Linked DNA regions of Homo sapiens: region 2 is linked to region 1. Evidence: read pairs that join two places in POLR2A ChIA-PET (ENCODE). Cell type or tissue: PC-9. All regions are shown on one strand. Region 1 has its middle 48 kb from the start of EPB41L4B. Region 2 overlaps EPB41L4B (erythrocyte membrane protein band 4.1 like 4B).

Evidence for each region. ChIA-PET counts read pairs that join two places held together with the same protein. Peaks named below come from ENCODE experiments on the same cell type or tissue, not always from the same donor. Only the 100,000 strongest peaks of a DNase experiment are listed, where the experiment ranks them.
Region 2: POLR2A ChIA-PET joins it to region 1 with 6 read pairs; 2 of 35 experiments call an interaction of 5 or more read pairs at or near these places.

The regions. Positions count from the first base shown.
Region 1 is chr9:109,366,493-109,371,492 of GRCh38, forward strand. No RefSeq gene overlaps it. Among named protein-coding and RNA genes, the nearest start is that of EPB41L4B, 48 kb to the left of the region's middle. In PC-9, no CTCF peak of the experiment used is centred here; a DNase peak (open chromatin) is centred at 2,979; H3K27ac peaks cover 1,295 bases.
Region 2 is chr9:109,271,933-109,276,932 of GRCh38, forward strand. All of the region lies in intron 2 of EPB41L4B (erythrocyte membrane protein band 4.1 like 4B), which reads right to left. Among named protein-coding and RNA genes, the nearest start is that of EPB41L4B, 47 kb to the right of the region's middle. In PC-9, no CTCF peak of the experiment used is centred here; no DNase peak of the experiment used is centred here.

The DNA of each region.
Region 1 (5,000 bases):
TAGCGGCAAGATCTCGGCTCACTGCAACCTCTGCCTCCCAGGCTCAAACCATCCTCCACCTCAGCCTCCCAAATAGCTGTGAATACAGGCGTGCACCACCATGCCTGGCTAATTTTTGTATTTTTGGTAAAGACAAGGTTTTGCCATGTTGCCCAGGCTGGTCTTGAACTCCTGGCCTCAAGCTATCCGCCTGCCTCGGCCTCCCAAAGTTCTGAGATTACAGGCGTGCAAGAACCATTCTTAACACGTTGGTGGTTCTCCACTTTTGCTATTATCTGTCTATCTATCTATCATGTCAATCTATGCACTATCTTTGATTTATTTGTCACTGATCTATTATCATCTATTTATCTAAAACAGTAATAGATAACAGAGCACTTATGCACCACGAATGGTCTAATTTGCCACATAACAACTCAATTTTCATGCCAACCCTATGAGATAGGTGACATTATTATCCTCAGTCTATAGATGAGAAAACTGAAACTCCGAAGGGTTAAAGAAAACAGGCCAGAGAGTTTAGGTAGCTTACCAGGACATACAACTGGTAAATGGTGAGAAGCTGGAACTTGAATCTAGATTGTTTGGCTCCATAATATCTATTCTTAGCCCCCACACTATACTGACTTTAGCTAAAGTTCGAATCCAAGCCAAGTGTGGTGGCTCGGACTTTTAATCCCAGGGAGGTCAAGGGAGGATCACTTGAGCCCAGGAGTCTGAGACCGGCCTGGGCAACATAGCAAGACTCCATCTTTACACAACATTTAAAAATTATCTGGACATGGCAACTGACACCTGTAGTCCCAGCTACTCGGGAGGTTGAGGTGGGAGGATCGTTTGAGCCCAGGATTTCAAGGCCGCGGTGAGCCATGATGAGCACCACTGCATTCCAGCCTGCGTGACAGAGTGAGATTCTATTTCAAAAAAAAGTTTGAATTACATCGTGATACCATTTTGTAACTTGTGTTTCTTACTTATCAAAATATCATGGCTACTTTCTTTTTTTTTTTTTTTTTGAGATGCAGTCTCACTCTGTCACCAGGCTGGAGTGCAGTGGTACGATCTTGGCTCACTGCAACCTCCACCTCCTGGGTTCAAGCGATTCTCCTGCCTTAGCCTCCTGAGTAGCTGAGACAACAGGCATGTGCCTCCCACACCCAGCTAATTTTTGTATTTTTAGTAGAGACAGGGTTTCACCATGTTGACCAGGATAATCTCAATCTCTTGACCTCGTGATCCGCCCGCCTCGGCCTTCCAAAGTGCTGGGATTATGGTTGTGAGCCACTGCATCTGGCCATCATGGCTACTTTCTGTGTATAGACACCTACAGTTCCCAAATCCACTTTCAGAGTTGCGTGGTGTCTCATAACAAAGATACCTCAATGTTTACTGAACCACATTCAGACTAATGAGCACTGAGATTGTTTCAAAATTTTCACTATTATAAAGATAACTTGCTGTAAAAATCATATTAAAAACTGTCTTTATATCATAAAACAAATCCCTTAAGTTATTCTCTTAGGTCAAATTCCCAGAGGTGAAATTACTGGGTTAGTGGTTTCCCATATGTTATGGGGCTTTGATGTCTGCAAACAAACTGCCACTCAGAACAACTTAAGCTCTTCCTCCTGGGGCTGATGAGGCTGTTTTTAATTTTTTTCCTTCTATTGTTTAAAGTTGAGATTTAATTTACATAACATAGAAGTCACTATTCACAGTGTGAAATTCACTGGTTTTTAGTGTATTCACAACATTGTACCACCATCAGCACCCTCTAATTCCAGAATATTTTCATCACTCCAAAAAGAAACCCATCAGCATTCACTTCCCATTCCTCTTCCTTCCAGCCCCTGGCAACCACTGATCCACTTTTGGTCTCTATGGAATTGCCTATTCTGGGCATTTCTTACAAATGGAATTATATAATATGGGGCCTTTTGTGTCTGGTTTCTTCTGCTCGGCATAATGTTTTCAAAGTCATCTATGTTCTACCATGTGTCAGCACTTCACTCCTTTTTATGGCCAAATACTATTCCACTGTGCACATACACCACTTTTTGTTTGTTTGTTTGAGACAGGGTCTCACTCTTGTGCCTAGGCTGGAGTGCACTGGCACAATCATGGTTCACTGCAGTCTCGACCTCCTGGGTTCAAGTGATCCTCCCACCTCAGCCTCTGGAGTAGCTGGGACCATAGGAGCACACCACCATGCCTGGATAAATTTTTTTTTTTTTGTATTTTTTTGTAGAGACAGGGTTTGGCCATGTTGCCCCGGCTGATCTTGAACTCCTAGGCTCAAATGATCCGTCCACGTCGGCCTCCCAAAATGCTGGGATTACAGGTGTGAACCACTGCACCTGGCCAACTATGTTTTGTTTATTGATTCATTAGCTGATGGACATTGTAGTTGTATCTATTTTTTGGCCATTATGAAGAATGCTGCTATGAATATCTTTTTCAGTTTTTGATGGTATGAAGAAAAGGGAGAGGAGAGCTTTCCTGAAATGAATGAGGTAGATTTGAAAAGATGAAGATTAAAAAAAAAATTGTCAGAGAGGATTTGCCTGAGGCCAATTTACTTAAATAGGAAAACAGAAAAGTAAAAGAGGTTTGCAGGGAGGTGTCTAGAAGGAAAATATCAGCTCTTTGGCCCCTTGCGCTCTTGCGCTTTCAGACAATTCTATACAAGGCAAAAATAGAATTCCTACAAACTCTTTGTAATTGAGGACAATCTGGATTTGGTGCAAGAAATGGACCACGGTAGGGGCTGTAACTTTAATCATTATTTTAGAAAGTATATTTCTAGGCTTTTCTCAGTTGTTGGTTTCAAGTGACTGAGTTTTGATGGAGGTTTATAAATAGCATCTCTTTTGTTTAGAAACTGGACTTACTGGCCTTGATCACAATCAAGCACGTTCTCCCTCACACACCTTCCCTGTTTGCCGGGTAGGTCTCTTACTGCAACCAAAACCCTACCCCTGACCTCAGTGAAATCTCAGTTTCTCAGTGGAGCCCCAGAGGCCTAGGGCAGAGTGACTCACACTCTGGACAGAGTCCAGACAGCACCTGCCTGGTGGGCAATGCCCTCTCACACCAGGGAGTTCTATTGTATTTTTTCTTTTGCTGTGTTATGTATAATTTAAAATATCTAATTTTACTTCTCTCCTCCTTTTTCTTTTATTGTGTTATAGGGAATGCTGATAGTTATCACACACAATTTAGCTCATAGAGTACAGGAAAATGAGATAGGCTCATGACCAAATAGAAAAAAAATTGAGATCTGGGATTTGCCCCTAGTTGAAGTTGAGGAGTGTTCTGTTTGGCCGCTTTTGCGGAAGGGTGAGCATTTTCACTTACATGAGGGATGGTCATTATTTGCCAGGTGCTGTTATATTTTACAAGTATGAGGAGAATATTGAGAGTGAAAGGGGTGGACTATAGCGGACATTTGTTTTGATCATCCAGCTTCTCATTTGGAGACATCTCCACCGTGTAAGGCAGAAATCAATTCCCACATCTCAAATTACAGAGGCGGAAAATGCCAAATTCTTGCATTTTCAGCCTCCCTTGCAGCTAGGCATGGGCACATGAGCTAGGCTCTGCCAGAGATCATCTCTATTTTTTTTTATTAAACAGAGATGAGGACTTGCTATGTTGCCCAGACTGGTCTTGAATTCCTGGCCTTAAGTGATTCTCCTGCCTCAGTCTCCCACCTCCCTCCCAAAGGGATTACAGGGCATGAGCCACTGCATCCAGCCTGCCCCCAACTCTTAATCAGAATTCAGAGAAGCCAAGAAGCATGAACAATGTAGATTAGTTACAGTGAGGGTGGTAGTTGCAGGGCCCCATCTAGTCAGGGTCCAGGGTAGGGTGGGCCTCAGTGGTGTCAACAGTTCACGCCGTGCTCTGTGCTTAGGGGTAGGGGGGTTCTCAGGGACCAGGTCTGAGATGGGATTTTGACATTGTTACTGGCCACACCAGTTTATTTTTTATTTTCATTTTTGTTCTTTTGCCACACCACTTTAGAAGCACCACCATTTCTCCCTGGGGTATGAAGCTGGGAGAGGGGAGGGGAGAGAGAATTCCTCCCTTTACTCACAATTGTCTACTTGGCATTAAATGAAAAGATGCAAGTTAAAGCCTCCAAGGCATGAGGCTTATTTGCAACAAGTATTCCATCAGAATCTTGGGCTGACTGTTGGGTGGTAAAAGGGGCAGTATGAAGGTCAACAGATGGGAAGGGGATGGAGTTCCAGCTGGAGCAGGTTTCAGGTTAGGCCAGAAAGCCATCAGTTGTGATGCGATACCTGCGGAGCTCCAGGGCAGTGCAGAATTTGGCACAGTGGTTCTTGTGGTCTATGTGAGGAAGCATGGTCAGTACTGCTACCTTGCATAGCTCCGGGGGGCCTCCTTTACATTGCCGTCTATGGAGGAACAGAGATGGTAAAAACATAAGGTTGTCCATGGAGCCACCTGGCTGAGTGATGGGCTGCATGACTCAGAAACTGGGTTGGGGTGGTGGCTGGAAGATGGCGTGTTTCCCCACACCCCTGAGAGGAAGGAAGAGGGTTGCTTATCCATGTTGGAGAGGGCCAGGGTAAAGCTGAACCCTACTAAAGGAAAGCACACAATGCCTGCGCCAAGACCACCACGCAGCAGAGGACCACACAGGACGAGGCTGGGGACCCCACATGAGCAGTCCTCCCCTCCTCACCTGTCTTGTTGTGGGGCTCTGGGGGACAACAAGGCCTCTGAGAGAGAGGACTTGGACTTCTGTTTAGAATTATGATAAAATATGACTTCGACTACACTATGCACTGAATTATGTCAGCTCCCAAATTCATATGCTGAAGCCCTGACCCCCATGGGGTGGTATTTGGAGAAGCCTTTGGAGGTAGGTTAGGTGAGGCCAGGAGGATGGGGCTCTCATGATGGAATTAGTGTCCTTACAAAGACAGGAAGAGATGCAGGCTCCCTGTTGTCACCATTTGAGGACACAG
Region 2 (5,000 bases), 95 kb before region 1:
GTTCCAATAGTACATCAATTCTGGAAATATGACACCCATAAGGCTGGTTGTAGAATTTAATCATCTAAAATCTACATGGGAGCATTGGAACTACAAGGCCTCAGAGCAGCTCAGGAGTTGAAGAGCATCTAACAACTCTCTGCTGGAACATCTCCTGAGCCTTCACCATTAAGTCTGAGTGACGAAACTCATAACGGGATTTCTAGGACCTGCAAATTTTCTTGGCTTATGAAGAGTATCTGAGTCAGGCATGGTGGCTCACACCTGTAATCTCAACAATTTGAGAGGCTGAGGCAGAAGGATCGTTTGAGCCCAGGAATTCAAGATCAGCCTGGGCAACATAGCAAGACCCCATCTCTATAAACTTTTCTTTTTTAAAAATAGCTAGGCATGGTGGCATACACCTGTAGTCCCAGCTGCTGAGGAGGCTGAGGTGGGAGAATCACTTGAGCCCAGGAGATCAAAGCTGCAATGAGCTACGATCACACTACTGCACTCCAGCCTGGGTGACAATAAGACCCTGTGTATATTAAAAATAGGCCAGGCGTGGTGGCTCACGTCTGTAATCCCAGTACTTTGGGAGGCCAAGGCAGGTGGATCACTTGAGGTGAGGAGTTCAAGGCCAGCCTGGACAACATGGTAAAATCCCATCTCTGTTAAAAATACAAAAACTAGCCAGGTGTGGTGGTGCATACCTGTAGTCCTAGCTACTTGGGAGGCTGAGTCAGAAGAGTCCCTTGAACCAGGAAGGCAGAGGTTGTAGTGGGCCGAGATCACACCACTGTACTCCAGCCTGGGTGACAGAGTAAGACCCTATCTCAAATACATATATATAGTTTGTGTTTAAACTAGAGCTGGAAGGAATCTGAAGAGATAATCAAATTGTACCCAAAGGATGAAAAGAGAAGGAAGGGGATGAATGCCTTTGGAGTTTACTGTATCACATCCATCCTCTGACTAAGGCTGGGGTGTGGGAGGTGCAGCCTTGATAAGAGGCAGAGCTGGAATTCAAACTCACACCCCTGTCAGCGTCAGCATCCAGTACTCTAGGTTTCCACACCACGGACTAGCCTAAAGTGCCTTCTCTGCCTGTGGGGGGATCTTTCCTGCTCCCCATGATGACCAAGCCCTATAAACTCACTTAACACCAGCTACCTGCTGGTGTGAGATGACTTCCTTGGAATCATCTAAATCAGTGGTAGAGACCCCTTTAGCAGCTTCCGATTCAGCACCAGTATTTGCACGTGGGCAGGAAAACACTCGGCCTGCCTCCCAGCATTCAGAGACAGGATGAGGAGAGGCCTGTGGCATTTCTTTTTTTTTTTTCTTTTCGAGACAGAGTCTCGCTCTGTCACCCAGGCTGGAGTGCAGTGGTGTGATCTGGGCTCACTGCAACCTCTGCCTCCTGGGTTCAAGTGATTCTCCTGCCTCGGCCTCCCGAGTAGCTGGGGTTACAGGCATGTGCCACCACGCCTGGCTAATTTTTATATTTTTAGTAGAAACAGGGTTTTGCCATGTTGGCTAGTCTGGTCTTGAACTCCTGACCTCAGGTGATCCACCTGCCTTGGCCTCCCAAAGTGCTGGGATTACAGACGTGAGCCACCACACCACGCCCTGTGGCATTTCTTGAGTGCAGTTTACATTTCTTTGGACCACCATGCAAGGAGGCAGAAGATTAGAGTTCAAGTTGCAGCTCTGCCACTCACCTCATGTGTGGCCACAAGCAAGCCCCCCCACACCCCCAGCCCACCTCAGAGCACGGGCACCTGAGCCTCAGTTTCAGCCCCTGTGAACAGAACTAACCCCTAAGCACTGTCTATGGAAACTGCACTGAACCCAATGGGTGGAAGGAAGGGGTTTTGTCTGTTTCCAGCAGTTGTAACATAGATCCCCATAGATCCCACTCTTAGCATTTATACTCTCCTATGTCCCCTCCAGGTATACCTAATAGTCACTCTTTTCTTCTTATAATTACATCTGAGATGGCAAGAGCACCCAGTAGTGTCCACACAAGTGGCAAATGTGATGACATTCTGACCAATCATTAAAGCAAAGCCAAAGGAGCTGCAAGAGTCCCTTTAGTGGCTATTGAACCCTCCCAGCAGGCGCCATATCTATGTACCAACCTCACTATGCAGCCCTGCGCCTCTCACTGCCAGATTCTATGCTGCAAAGGCCAGAGGACGCACATCTGACAAGTCTTGAGACAAAGGTCAAAATAATCTATTTTGGATTCCTTACTGCAAAATGTACCATCAGAAAAAGCTCCCTTTTCATGTTGAAAAGCAGCTTAGGGAAGGACTTACAGTGGCCACATCTACCCTCCAGGACACCTGCTCCCAAGAGAGGAAGGGAGGCTCCTGCTTGGTGGGGCTGTTACTACCACTGCCCCAAATCCCTGCCCCTCCTCTGCCTGGCAAACTCCTCTCATTCTCTGTGGCCCACATCAGTGTTCACCCTTTCTCTTGGATATCTTGTTCATTTTATCAGTAATACGTAGACAGTCTCTCCTCCAGACCCACAGAGGGACCTTTACACTGGTTCTTTAGAGGACTGAATACACCGTAGTTCAGGGGATTACTTGTCTATGTCTCCCAACAGAATGTGGCAGGCAGGGACAACATCCAGCTCATCTGTGCAACCACAGAGCTCAGCACTGAGTAAGCTCCAAGTCAAAGCTGGCTGAATGGGATTGACTGAACCTTCCCTTTCTTCCTTCTATATATGTATGTACGCATGAACCAAGTGCATATTCAAGCCGTATAGCCAAGTGGAAAGTGCTGGACTTTGGAATGAGACCAAGTTCTGAATCCTGGCTTTAACCTTTACAACATTCTTAGGAACATCAGTGTCTCTGAGCCTCAGCTTCATCATCTGTAAAATGGTTCTGTTTTATGGCCTACTTTATAGATCAGTGATGAATATTAAACAAGAGTTCACAAAGACTGTAGTTCAGTGCTGGGCTCAGGGCGAGAACTGGGTAAACAGCACTTATCGTGATCAGGCAGTGGGAAAGTGAGACAGTGCAGGCCTGAGCCCTTGGCTCTCAGAAGCAAGCTTTGATATGTAGACACAGACTCCCAGCCCCTGCTTTGAGCTGTACCAAAGTGAAATCTGCAGAGTGGGTTCCTGGATGGCCTCCTGTTTTGACATGGAAAAGGGAAACAGGAGGTCCTAGTCCCAACTGCTAAAAATAGGTGATATCAATACGCTTTGACAGTTGCTTCAGGGCTGGGCAGGGCACTATGGAAACCAGGCGTGGTTCTTTTCAGGGAGCTGGGGATATAAGCTGGGTATGCAGAGAGCCATGCCAAGAGCCCTGCAGCTGCCAACCTCTGATCTGCATGTCAGGGGCTGGGTGGGAACACCATTGCTTGAAGGAGGCTCAATTATGGGGCAATAAGCCAATAGCCAAGTGAACCATTCCCTTCCGGGTCCATCTATTACCCTACTGTTTGCAGAAACACCTCCTATGACATCCAATCACCTCCCAGGTCCTATAAAAATCAATGACCCCAAAAGCCATCTCAGCAGACTCTCCCAAAAGCCTCTTGATTAAATTGGCTAAGGTTTCTCCCACAGGCAAGGCGGGCCTTACAGGTTCCAATCAGCTAACTGTACCTTCTTAGCATGCTCACCCCTGGGGGCAGTGATGACTTCCGGTCCCCCCTCACACTGCCCAGCTACAAAGAGGAGACCCATATCCACGTCCCAGGTTACAAAAACTTTTCTCCTCCATTAATTCTCTGAGCTCCTCAAATTCCCCATGAAACAGATGTTATTACACTACCTCCACTTTACAGCTAGGAAACTGAGACTCAAGAGTAGGGTGTACTAGAAAGAGCACATAGACCTGAAATTGCAAAATTTGAGTTTGAGTCCAAGCTGTGCTATTCACTAAATGACTTGCCAAGATCTAAGGGCTTTGGTTTCACCATCTAGAAGATGGTAAAAGAAAGATCTAGAAAGATTTGACAAATGCCTCTCCCTCAGGTTCCTTCTGGGGCTAAAAAAGAAGGTTCTAGGTTATGTGCCTTGTCCCCAAGAATCACCGAGTTAAGAGGAGGAGGTCCTAAGTCTTAGGATCTAAATTTAAAGTTTTATATATATATATAAAATATATGTATATACATAAATATGTGTATATATACATATATATTATATATGTGTATCTATATACACATATATAGTGTATATATACATAATATATACGTGTGTGTATACACACACACACACACACACACACACACACACACACACACACACACACAAATAACAAACCCAAGGCCAAACAGTCAAATGGCCACAGAAGGCAAAATAAGATTTGCATAGTAGAAAAAACACTTTGAGAGTTCAGGACACGCTTCATGAAGGGTGAGGGGGGGGTCATCTGAGATGGTCTTGAAGGATGGCTGGGAGTTTAAACAGGTGAGAAACAGCAGAAGGAGAAACAGCATAAGCAAAGGCACAGAGATAAGTGCAGGCATCATAAGACCCAGACTGTAAGGAGTCCAGCTCAGAAAGCAAAGATGGGAATGACTAGAGGGTCCTGGGAACTGCTGCTGCCGCACAGCTCTTGCATCCTCAGAGCTGGAGGCAGATGAGGACCCTCGCCCTCCCACCTGTTTTTGCCTCAAATTTGTAGAGTTGGATGCTGGAAAGGCCTGAGAGCCTGAGCATCTTCAGGTGTCTGGCCTGGGAAAGCCGCCTGTATCCTGCTGTGAACACCCCTCCTGCTGCACAGTGACAGGGCACTGGCGGGCGGGAAAGCCTGCCAGCCAAGTCAGCAGAGGCTCATGGCAAAGGCCTTCATAATGGAGTCACAGACTTGGCTTTCTGGGAATCTGAGTGGCTAATGAGGGGTCACTTGGGGATGAGGACATGCTGCCAAGGTAACAGGCATAGGTTCTAAGGGCAGAAATGAAAGATACCTCCTCCTTTCTAACTAGAGAACGCATTTGCAGCAGACATGCCAACGTCCCCTTTAGACTCAGAATGAC